2 separate regions of the Homo sapiens genome follow, and region 1 is linked to region 2. A link is a contact called in ENCODE Hi-C data. All regions are on one chromosome and are shown on one strand. The core of a region is the stretch at or near the end of the contact, and the rest is flanking DNA. Distances in the headings are between cores, read along the strand shown.

What was found. A loop is a pair of places that touch in the nucleus more often than their neighbours do. Pooled maps may share reads with other maps.
Region 1: a loop to region 2 is called in a pooled map, with 2.4 times the contacts of the local background. The contact joins the enhancer-like site here to the promoter of PIK3CA in region 2. A Hi-C loop is called at or near these places in 6 of 50 pooled maps.

What each region holds. Positions count from the first base shown.
Region 1 is chr3:177,318,479-177,325,147 of GRCh38, forward strand. LINC00501 (long intergenic non-protein coding RNA 501) reads left to right here. Exons shown (of 2, transcript NR_047465.1): 2 at 2,951-4,957. Among named protein-coding and RNA genes, the nearest start is that of LINC00501, 27 kb to the left of the region's middle. Within about 2 kb of position 2,398, at least 4 of the 41 ENCODE cell types and tissues checked have a DNase peak (open chromatin) inside an H3K27ac peak, as active enhancers do.
Region 2 is chr3:179,146,380-179,152,357 of GRCh38, forward strand. It overlaps PIK3CA (phosphatidylinositol-4,5-bisphosphate 3-kinase catalytic subunit alpha), which reads left to right and starts at 1,978. Exons shown (of 21, transcript NM_006218.4): 1 at 1,978-2,224. It overlaps PIK3CA-DT (PIK3CA divergent transcript), which reads right to left and starts at 1,594. Exons shown (of 3, transcript NR_125401.1): 1 at 1,537-1,594. RefSeq lists enhancers at 693-802, 1,413-1,532, 2,342-2,841, 3,403-3,452 and silencers at 2,023-2,492, 2,553-2,602.

The DNA of each region.
Region 1 (6,669 bases), core at 1,148-3,647, 1.8 Mb before region 2:
TTCATGAATGTATTTTCATGTTACTAGTCATTCTTCCACAACATCATTTTAAATAAATGCATAGTTTTATCAGGTATAGGTACCCTAATATATTTAGCAAATCCTCTGTAGTTTTTCCTTTTTTTGGTTATTTAAATTAGGACTATATATTGACTTTTTCAAAGACCTTTTCAACACCTGTTAAGGTGATCAAATGGCTTTTCTCCTTTAACTTTTTGTCATGGTAAAATATTTTTGATGTCAAATCATTTTTGCATTTCTGGAAATCCCCTTATTTGGTTCTGGTGTTAATTATAGTTTGTTTTACTTATAGAAATTTCAAACATACTCCAGAGTCTAGAGAATGACATAGTGAATCCTATGTAACCTACGCCCAAATTCAGTAATTATCACTACTCTTGTTTCATCTGTTCTCTCCCTCTTCCCTTTTTGGTTGAGTATTTTAAAGCAAATCCTAGAAATCTACCATTTTACCCCTAAAATCAGAACTTTTAATTAATTAATTTATTATTTTAGGCAGAGTCTTTCTGTCACCCAGGCTGGAGTGTAGCGGCGCGATCTTGGCTCACTGCAACCTCCGCTTCCCGGGTTCAAGTGATTCTCCTGCCTCAATTTCCTGAGTAGCTCGGATTACAGGTGCGCACCATCATGCCCAGCTAATTTTTGTATTTTTAGTAGAGATGGGGTTTCACCATGTTGGCCAGGCTGGTCTCGAACTCCTGACCTCAGGTGATCCGCCCACCTGGGCCTCCCAAAGTGCTGCGATTACAAGCGTGAGCCACTGCACCCTGCCAAAATCCTAACTTTTTAAGCACAAGCACACAATGCCATTATCACATGTAGCAAAAGTGCCAATTAATAATCATCTTGGCCGGGCGCGGTGGCTCGCGCCTGTAATTCCAGCACTTTGGGAGGCCGAGGCGGGCAGATCACGAGGTCAGGAGATCGTGAGGTCAGGAGATCAAGTAGCTGTAGTCCCAGGTACTCTGGAGGCTGAGGCAGGAGAATGGGGTGAACCCTCGGGGGCGGAGCCTACAGTGAGCCGAGGTCGCACCACTGCACTCCAACCTGGGCGACAGTGAGACTCTGTCTCAAAAAAAAAATAAAAATAAAAATAAAAATAATCTCATAGGGTCACGATTAATGACCTAAGTTCAATTTTCTCCAATTGGCTCAAATATTGTTTCTTTTTTTGTGTGTGAATTGTTGGTTTAAAGCAGTCTCTTAATCAACAACAGCTCTCTCTTTTCATTTTTTTCATGCTTTGTTGAAGAAATGGGGTCACTCGGTGCATCTCCTATATTCAAGAGTTGGTTGATTGCATCTTTGTGGTTATAAATGCATCCCTTCTCCCCTGCATTTCCTATTACTTGGCGGTTAGACCTAGAGGCCTGATTAGATTAAAGTTCAAGACTATTCCATGCATGGTTCTGTATCGTTGATTTTGTACCACATGACAAGGCACATAAAATTTGGTTATCCTACTTTTAGTGATCTCAGTATTGATAAGTGATTTCAGGTGTTAGAGTCGGATCCAGCCATTATAATGTTTCCTAATTGTGTATCATTTTAATCTGTAGCATTAGATTTGATTGATCACATTTTATATAGGCTTTTTTTTTTTTTTTTTTGAGACTGAGTCTTGCTCTGTCGCCCAGGCTGGAGTGCAGTGGCGCAATCTCGGCTCACTGCAAGCTCCGCCTCCTGGGTTCACGCCATTCTCCTGCCTCAGCCTCCCAAGTAGCTGGGACTACAGGCACCCGCCACCTCGCCTGGCTAATTTTTTTGTATTTTTAGTAGAGATGAGGTTTCACCGTGTTAGCCAGGATGGTCTCGATCTCCTGACCTTGTGATCTACCTGCCTCGGCCTCCCAAAGTGCTGGGATTACAGGCGTGAGCCACCGTGCCCAGCCACATTTTATATAGGCTTTTAAAAACATTTACAGTCCATAAGTAAGCTAATTCTCTTGCTTTTTTTCTGTGCATTATTTTAATAGCTAAAGGCAACAGGATTAAAGAGTAGGGAATCCAAAGAGGGTGGTACTTTGATGTTAGGCTACCTGGTTACCATCTCAGAAGGCCTTCATCACCTTTTTTGAGATAGGCATAAAGCTCTAGTTCCTTAGGGGGAAACTGGCAAAAATACCATCAGAATCAGAGCAGATGCCCATCCCAAGAATGAGGAGCACAATTTGGAGGGATGTTAAATGTGCAGGCAGCCCTTCATTCTCCAGGTAGTCACCGGGATCTTGATTTCCAGAGCTGGTTAGTATCAAGAGACTCTGAGGGGAACACTGCAAGAACCCTCTCTGCAGTCTGACTGCGAGAGCCGTCATCCTATCCAGAAACATAAAGGTGCATTTCTTTCTTTCTAGATCACAAAGAGTTAATCATTTTGAACTGGTTGTTGTTTCAGGACTTCAACAGTTCACCATTTTTTTCTCACTGCTTCCTGTCTGGAGATTTGTTTTTTTCTTTGCGAGTAGATAATTTAAGAAATAGTTCTCATTGCCAGAAGGCTGACTCCTTGACAGGAAAGACATTAAATTTTATGCAAATCTGTGTGTGTGTGCTTTATCATGCACTTGGGTTTATCTTGGCAGTTGACATCCTAATGCTCAAAGGGAGTTGTGAGATGGCTTTCAGAAGCATGGTCTCTAGGGTTATGGGACACATAAAATCAGTGGGCAGCCTTTCCCACTATCTTCCCTTTCCCTCATTCTGTTTTTGACCTGGGCCTCTAGATTCGAGATCATTCCTTATCTTATTGCTAAAATCCTGATGCTTTGGGTAATGCGCTTTAAGAATGTTTTAAACCTCTGCCAACAACTTTATCCTGACTATCCAGGCAGGTTCATTACTGAGGTTAGTTTAAGATCTGGTTTCAAAGCCTGCCTTTCTTTGTTCAATCATTACTTGCTAAACATTTATTGAACCCTCCTTGTGCTAGGTCCTGGCTAATGCTGGGAAAACACCAAGCTGAAGAAGACATGTTTCCTGCCCTCCAGCAAAGAGATAGAGTCCAAGCAAATAACTACAACAGATGTGAACGCGGAAGCACAAAGGAAGAAGCTAATGCTTCCTGGGAGAGGTGACATTTCTTCTGGGTTTCGATACTTCTTCTAGTCCTCTCACATCTTAAATCTCCATTCTCAGTATTCTCAGTGGAGCATTTTATTCTGCTTCTATGATTTGGGGCAAAAAGAAGAGAATCTATTTGATAAAGTACTTCTAGAAAGACTGGCAGAAAAGACTCTGAAAGACTTTCTCAGGAGTAAGAAACAACACAACTTTCTTAATATTCCTGTGCTGTTTTCACATGCAAAAAATACTTTCCCCCTCCTACCTCATCGGTAGGGCAATGGACAAAATGGCTTTTCTTATAGTAAATAGCATGTTCCATGTAAGACGAGGCCATGATCTCCCTTTTTTGCACTTCAAAATATTTTAAAATTGCTGGATTATTTTTTCCTCTCCATTCTTCCTTCTGTGGCTTGACAATTACTAAAGCTGGTATGATTGATAACACGACTCAAGTTAGAGGAAGTCTTTTTTTTCTTGAGATGGAGTCTGGCTCTGTCTCCCAGGTTGGAGTGCAGCGACTGCGAACTCGGCTCACTGCAAACTAGAGGAGGCCTTTTTTTTTTTAAATCAAAGAGCCTCTTTTAAAATTATAACCCATTGGGAATATGCTGTGGGGAGGTCTCTCACAGCAGTGTGAAAGAGCACATTATCTTTTTTTTTTTTTTTTTGAGACGGAGTCTCGCTCTGTCACCCAGGCTGGAGTGCAGTGACGCGATCTGGGCTCACTGCAAGCTCTGCCTCCCGGGTTCACGCCATTCTCCTGCCTCAGCCTCCCAAGTAGCTGGGACTACAGGCGCCCGCCACCACGCCAGGCTAATTTTTTGTATTTTTAGTCGAGACGGGGTTTCACCGTGTTAGCCAGGATGATCTCGATCTTCTGACCTCGTGATCCGCCCGTCTCAGCCTCCCAAAGTGCTGGAATTACAGGCGTGAGCCACTGCACCCGGCAAGAGCACATTATCTTGTATGTGCCTGTAGCCCATCTGCAGACATGAAACCCAAGTCCCTGTTCTCCCAAGTGCAATGGAAACATCTCCTCTCCTGCGGATGAACTGAATAAGGGATAGTGAAGCATATTTTTAAATGTTTGCTATTGCTCGTTAGCCACAGTAGGAATTTCAATACCAGTGGCAGTGGGATCCCTCATTTTATTGTAGATGCCTTTTTTCATTTCAGCTTACAAAGCTTCCCTCCGTTGGAGGGTGGGGGCCGCAGAAATAAAATGGAAGGCAAAGGGGGGATGCGCTGCGATTTTTCTGCTCATTGTCTCATTTTGAAACTGCCCCAACTGTATAGAACTTCTAGGAAGCCCGTACATGTCGGCACATTCCCGGGGAAGAATGCTTCTCTTAGGAGCCAGTGCCTTAAGAAGTTTCTTCCGTGTTGCACTGGCATGCATGTCTGCTTAAATCGCCACTCTCCTCATGACATTTGGCAGGACTAGGAAGTTCACGTGTCAGTCCCGCTATTGGCCCACGTGACCCCATCCCCAAAGACAGGCAGTGAACCCCTGTGTTTTTATGCCATATGAACTGAGAAGTAGACGCATTCTGTGTAATGGATACACACTGAGGCTGCAATTTTTGAAAAGTCATTGTTTTGACTTCCCTATATTCACATCGAATAACGCTTTTAGTCTTTGCCCTCAGTACTCTAGAAGGGGCTATATAGCCTGTTTTTGTATTTGTGGGAAAAAGACTAGAAGCTGGGCAAAATGCCACCAGGAAGACTAACATGGCGACGTGATCCCAAGGGAAACTGAGGTCTCACACTGTCCAGCAACAGAAGGAGGTTGAATTCTGGAGGAGGTTTAATTTTTTAAAAACTCAAACTAATAAAAGATGTTCACAAATATTAAATATTTTTATTTGGACTCTGTGTGTATTTTAAATTTTTTATTATCAACATAAAAAATATATGCTGGTATCTGTTGAGATCCAGTTAGGAAAAGAGAAACCATACTGGATGTTTTAAACAGAGGCGGGTAAATACAAGGAATTACTAGCCTGAAAAAAAAAAAGGATAGCGAACTAACCAAGAGATTATGAAAATCATAAGTAGCTACCATCCCTACAGCTATGAGGAGCCACTGCCTCAGACTGGGGTTTGGGGAGAGGCCGTGGCTTAGTTGTTATTGAGGCTGCTAAGAGGGTGTCACACAGCTGTGCCCAGTCACTGAGAGCACCTGCCCAGCTGGCTGAAGCCTCTGCAGAGGTGCCTCATGGCTATGCTAGAAACTGTGTGGGCTTCTAGGAGGCCACTGTGCAGCTGATGTCCAGACCCAGAGGGGATTTGGCCTGGCCATCCTCGGGGTGCCAAAAGATGCTAGAGGCTTTGCTGTGTCTGTGCTGGAGAGATGCTGACGATGGCCAAAGGCAGGAAAAGTATCTCCTCTCCCCTTCTCCCTTTCATAGTTCCCTCAATGCCTCTCACTGGCAGAATTTAACTGGCGAAAGTTGGTAAAAAGAGTCTTAGAAATGTGGTTCGCGGCCAGGCATGGTGGCTCACACTTGTAATCCCAGCACTTTAGGAGGCCGAGGCAGGCGGATCACCTGAGATCAGGAGTTCGAGGCTAGCCTGGCCAACATGGTGAAACCCCATTTCTACTAAAAAATACAAAAATTAGCCAGGCGTGGTGGCACGCACCTGTAGTCCCAGCTACTCGGGAGGCTGAGGCAGGAGAATCGCTTGAGCTCGGGAGGTGGAGGTTGCAGTGAGCCAAGAGCACCAGCTTGGGCGACAGAGCAAGACTGTCTATAAAAAGAAAAGAAATATGGTTCTCATATCCCTAACCCCAGCATCACAGAGCACTGTGTAGAAGCTGCATCTGGGGCTGAGAGGCGGTAGGTGAATAAGCATCACAGATCCTCCCGTTGGGTACCAAGCATCCACATATCATCCTCTACCCATTTGAAAACTTCTCTACTGCAGCAATAGTAACTTCATGCTTCTGGTAGCAAGTTGTAACTTCCCTTTGAAAACATGCTTTCAACTTCTACCCCTAAAATGGAGTTACAAATCTCTTAACACTCTTCACATTCATCTCTGGGTGATGTTAATTATTGTTTTTATTCATAAGAGAATATATATATATATATAGTGTATATACATTTATATACTCTTTATATATTATAAAGTTAATTATCACCAACAGTGTTTATATAAAATATTTGAAAGTTAGGAGGAAAAAAAGAAGAGAAACAAATGAAGACAAAAGTATTCGTATCCACTACTTTATTTCTGGAACTGGTCACAAAGCCACAGTTAATATTTATAAATTCCTTTTTCTACTACCTATTCTACATTTCCCTTGCCTTCCGCCAGCTGGTCAGTATTCTTTATCTAGTGAAGTGACCCGGAAGGGTCTGAGGTTTTTTCAGCCCCCCACCTTTATTTTTTTTTATTTATTTTTATTTTTGAGATGGGGGCTCACTCTGTCACCAGGCTGGAGAACAGTGGCGCAATCTCAGCTCACTGCAAACTCCGCCTCCCGGGTTCAAGCCATTCTCCTGCCTCAGCCTCCTGAGTACTTGGGATTACAAGCGCACATCACCACGCCTGGCTAATTTTTGTATTTTTAGTAGA
Region 2 (5,978 bases), core at 728-3,227:
TCTGGGCAACGAAGCAAGACCCTGTCTTTACAAAAAATAAAACATTTTTAAAAATCACAAATAGGCCAGGTGCGGTGGCTTACGCCTGTAATCCTAGCACTCTGGGAAGTCGAGGGGGGTGGATCACCTGAAGTCAGAAGTTTGAGACCAGCCTGACCAACATGGTGAAACCCCGTCTCTACTAAGAAATACAAAAATTAGCTGGCATGTTGGCTGGTGCCTGTAATCCCAGCTACTCGGGAGGCTGAGGCAGAAGAATCGCTTGAACCCGGGAGGCAGAGGCTGCAGTGAGCCGAGACTGCACCGCTGAACTCCAGCCTGGGCTACAGAGTGAGACTCTGGCTCAAAAAAATAATAATAATAAATAAATAATAAATTTTATAAGGAAAAATATCCCTAGTATATTTTTCCCCACCAAGGTCTACCTATTAATATCTCATATAACTCTGTGCTTGAAACACAATTTGGGATATATTGCCTTAAAATTTACTTTGACTAGCAATTCAGTGTTCCTTTTTTAAAAAAATCTGTACTCTGGAGTAACAGTGTTCTAAAACTGTTGAAGAACATTGGTTCGAGAAAAACATTTAGAAACACAAACCCCTGGAATGTGAGATGAAAATCCGAGCTAAAGGGAGAAAAAGGACGAAAGAAAGAAAACACAGAAAAGAAAGAAATACAGTCAAGTGAAACTACGACCACAAAGAGGAACAGATCCATCTCATTTACCATTGGGGTATGGACGGACGTGCGGTGTTCGAGAAGACTGTTATTGGTCAGAGTTTTGCTCTAGAGGACAAGTAGGACTGTAACATCTCTAGGATGGGTCACTTCCCAAGCCCTCTATTACTTAAAAATTCAAGGAGGAACCGATGCTGGAGTACTTGTATCTCAGACTTCTAATCACTGCTCCTACGCTTTTCCAATATTACAACAAAAGACCAGTAGGGGGAGAAAAACGCACAGTACCGAACCCTTATCAGTAGTAATCTCAAAAGTCAACAGATTGATTTACTCTCAAGCAAACAGACTTCTAAGGTACGCAGCACCAAGACACTACCTTGAATCAAATCTATAGCCTATATGACATTTCTGAAGTCTCTGTTGGCATTACGCGAAAAATCCCCCACGTCTTCTGAATAGTTAGAATTGAATCCTACAAGCTGCTTCGAATCAGAATTCGATTTAAAAAAAAAAATGAGGGCATAGCAAAAGGTCTCCACGAAGTGAGTCAAAGGACTGCAGAGGGCTGTGACAGTGCATTCCGCCTTCGGGATGGTATACAACTTAAACCATGTCGGCAGAAGAACGCACAGCAACGCTTTGTAAAAAGCATTCTTTCTATTATAGAATCCATAACCACGCTGGTTAGCCACTGACAGCGGCGGTTAGCCACCGCACCTCCTCTCACCCCCGAACTAATCTCGTTTCCTCTATGGGTGTAAAAGTGAAATAACCCACTTGCTCCCAATATTCCTTTCTATATCTCTACCCCAGCTCGCCTGCTGCTCGTAGAAACAAATATACTACACGTACGCTGTCCTAGGATGACACAACACCCTCACTACTGCAGAAGACGGATCATTAAACAAACGTCAGAAGAGCAGCCCCAACTGTACATAAACTTCGGGCGGAAAAGCAAGACGCAGGCGCAGTAGCACATATTGTTACCCTATTTGCCCACTCCCTGCTCCTCCTCGCCTCAATTTCGCTTCCGCTTCTTTGCGCATCTGCTTCCGGGGGATTGTAGGCTCTGCCCCTCCTCAGCTCTTACCCTCTTCTGCCGGAGGAGGGGGGGGGCCGAGGGGGTGGGGAAGAGTTCGTTGTTTGTTTACACGATGTGAGCGGAAAAAGAGACCAATAAAGTTTATTCTGGAAACAAAAGGAAAAAAAAACAGGGGCGACGGAGAAAGGAGTCGGGGGCGGGGGCGTGTGGCGGGGGCTAGCGAGGAGAGGGAGCGAGAAGTAGAAAGCGGCAGTTCCGGTGCCGCCGCTGCGGCCGCTGAGGTGTCGGGCTGCTGCTGCCGCGGCCGCTGGGACTGGGGCTGGGGCCGCCGGCGAGGCAGGGCTCGGGCCCGGCCGGGCAGCTCCGGAGCGGCGGGGGAGAGGGGCCGGGAGGCGGGGGCCGTGCCGCCCGCTCTCCTCTCCCTCGGCGCCGCCGCCGCCGCCCGCGGGGCTGGGACCCGATGCGGTTAGAGCCGCGGAGCCTGGAAGAGCCCCGAGCGTGAGTAGAGCGCGGACTGGCCGGTAGCGGGTGCGGTGGGAATGGGGACCGGGTGGGTGCCGGAGACTCCCGGGCGCGCCCGCCGTGTTGGGCGGAGGCTACGGGCTGGTCGTCTCCCAGCGTCGGCCCGCGGCGGAGTTCGCCTGCGATCGCCGCACCCTCTCCCTCGCCTGCCTCTGGCCTCTCCTAGCTGCAGAGGCGAGGGCTCGCCGCTCCCTCTCCTTTCTCTCTGGCTGCCGCCTCGCTCTTCCTTTGCTTCTACTCCCAGTTTTGGGGACGGGGCGGCTGGAGGTTGAGGAAGTGCGCCCAGGGCCGCCGCCCCGGCCGCGGTGGCTCTGTCTCCCGCGCCCTGCACGCCCACCCAGCCCGCGGGTGGAGGGGCTGCCGCGAGGACTGCGGCTCAAGGGACGCGGGCGCGAAACCGCGAGCTTTTCTTGAGGGGCTGTCACGCCCGAGGACTCCGGCCCCGCCAGCCTGGCGGCCCTGCGTTTGCCTCTTACTGGGTTTAAATCGCCCGGCAGGGGTATGGAAGGAACACCGCTCCCCTCACCCCCGCCAGCTCCCCTCCCACCCTTCCTTTCGAGGTTGTTTTTTCCTTTTAGCTGAGACAAACGCTTAGATCTTTCATTCATAGACCTGAGACACTGACTCATGTGACTTGTCTCTTTACTAAGTGTATTATGTGATGCCTGTTCCATGGCTCTTAAGTGGCTCGGAAAGGTAGGGTAGGGCCCGGGATTGGGCTATGTAAACACCAGACGTTCAGCCGGCGTGTTTTTGACCTCGGCTCGAGGGGTTTATTTTAGGATGCTAAAGGAATAGTGATGGTGGCCAACCGTGTTACCAGACTTGGGAATCGAAAGCTATTTTTTTATGTCAATAATTGAGACTGTTTACATGGTTAAATAAAGGGTAGGGTAAAGGGAGCGCAACAAGAGGGTCTTTCTAGAAAACAGTCTGCATATTCTTTAATGAATTAGAGTTGTGATTTCATCTTGGTGAAGCTTCCTCATTCCAGCACTGCGCCTTTGTGCACATGCAGGACCTGGGTTTTCGGAACGATGTTTTGAATCATAGTTTGTGTGGCCGGGGAGAACCCCTTAGAATACTTGGGTAGGTAAATTCCAGGTTATCTCAGGGGATTATTTCTACTGCGACTTTTGAACCACTGAGGGCAATATTGGTCATATGTTATCCTGCTTAGAAATTGAATTTTTCTGAGTATTTGCTTACATTGCACCGTACAAAATTTGTTTATGTGCTGGATTGCGTGTTTTAAGAAAACTTCTGGAAAATACTCAAAATACCGTGTTGCTAAGTTAGTTTGGATAAATCAAAACACTTTGCTTTCAAAGCAACTACAGTCTTAACAATTTAACGTGTCTTTGTATTCAGGTTTTAAGTTTTTGGTGTTTTTTTTTTTTCCTTTTAACTGAAGCACTGAGGTCCGATTGACAGCATAGATCTCCATCTAAACATCACATGTTCTGGAAATTTTTAATTATCAGATTAACTGTTCTGCAGTGTCATCAGCCAAAATTATCTGAAGAGGACTGTGTGTGTTTACGTGTGTGTGTGTGTGTGTGTGTGTGTGTGTGTTGGTATTTTGCTTAAGTTTTTTCATCTCACATTTTGGGACAAAATAAAACTTCATAGCTTTTTTCAAAAGTTTCTTGTGCTTTTTCAAACTAGAGTACTTTCCTATTAAAATCACAAAATAGTTTATTTAAAAATGATAGCATATCGTAATAATAGCATCATGGGGGAAATAACAAGAAAGTAAAGGAATATTAATATTGCATGATTGTGCGTATAAAGTTTTAAAGACATTCCTGTCAGTTTTAAATAATTAAAAATGAAACACCTGTAAATATAGAAGAGTGTTTTTATTTAAGGTTAAAAAAATTTAACTAAATTGGTTATAGCATTAAAGAGATGTTACTAAATACAAATATTGTACTTAAACTGAAAAATGGCTTCATGGAAGTGTAAATTGTCATGGGCCTTGATATATTTAAAAGGGAGACTAAAAGTGCAGTGGTTTTGCTTGCTCTGTGCGTGGAACAGCCTTTCTGGTGGCAGAGCTTCCTTCCTGTCAGGATAAGGTCCTCTCCATCCCAAATCAGTATCCCCTTAAAAAACCAAAGAAAAAACCCAAACTTATAAATAATGCACAACATAAAGTAGACTGTAATAACTTTTTCTCTAAACCAGTTTACTTTGTGTGCCGCTTCTTATAAGTACCCTTTACTGAATAAAGAGTTTTAAACAGTTACGATTACCATTTAAAGGGCACTTGCTCTGTTGATCTGTTTATTTGAAGAGAGGTAACTTAATCCCATTTGATCTCTTGAGCAGCTACAGTAGCATTAAAAGGATCAGTTCTCTATTTTGTTATTTTATATCTTGAATTCCAAGATAGGGGTGATTCTTTAAATGAAGTGTTTCTTAAGCATTATAAAATATTTCATCTCCAGTGAAAGTATTTACAATCTTAAAAATTATTCAGCTTTAGAAGTATATGTCTTAGAATATCATGGTTTACATTTTATTAGCACAGTTATCAAATAGTTTTTCTTAAGTATTACCTTGAGCTATATTAACAGTGCCGTAGACAGAGTGGTATTACTATCCCTAAGAAATGGTATTCTAATCTGAAGTCAGTTGGCAGGTGACAGACTCATTGACAAAACCAACATTTTCCGACTCCTTTCACTGTATCATGCTGCGTCTAATCTCCAGCCTGTTTTTTAATAGAACTGAAGAAATTAGGGCCCAAGGAGGCTTAATTACTGAAGATCTCCATTTCCTATATTTGCAGTAATATCTTTATTTAATTTCCTTTACATCATGAACAGTGGTTTTCAATCCTGGCTACACATTAGAATAATCTAGGGAGCTTTTTAAAAGTACTCTGGTCTCATCCCCAGAGATGCTCATTTAATTGGTCTGAGATGGATCCCAGTTATCTGTGTTTTGTTTTGTTTGTTTTGAAGTTCACCAGGAAATGCTAATAGAAAAGGATGTAAAGCCCTGGCTGTCAAGGACCTGTATATTTGGTCCTTGCTTCTTTCTCTAGGTTTATTTCTCCTCCCTACTCCTGCAGCTCCCTTGGTCTTTTCATACTCTCCTGTGCAAATACAGTTTGTACTTCCTGAGACATTTGAACACTCCATTCTTCTTTAACTGGTTGACTCCTACTCATCTTTCACATCACCTCCTTTGAAAAGTCTAGCTTGAGTTAGGTATCCCTGCTTCCTGTTCCCATAGCATCGTGTACTCCCACTGTCATAGCATTAACCTCACTGCATTGTAATTGCCTATTTCTTTGTCCATATCCTCTACCAGGCTGTAAATTCCATGAGGATAGGGACTCCTATCTTATATACTGTACAGTAGTATTCTTATTGCCAAGCACAGTAGCCTGTACATTACAGCACTTGACTAAACAAATAAATATAGTAGAGACAGACTTCTTTAAAACATGTAGTGATTCATAAGCACCAGTTTTTATTCTTGCCAATTTCATTTAATATTTTTGGTCACTAAAAATGTACAACCCTGAAATTGCCACACATACGAATTTCATTTGGGGACAGTTGAGATGTTATAAATTGTATAGAGTGGCATTCCACCTCAGACATATACACACACACGCAAAAAATGAAGATTATTATCATATATAGTACTGCACTGGAAATAAGGAGACTTGAATTCTTACCCCTGTTTCACCACAAACATTTGGGCACGTCTC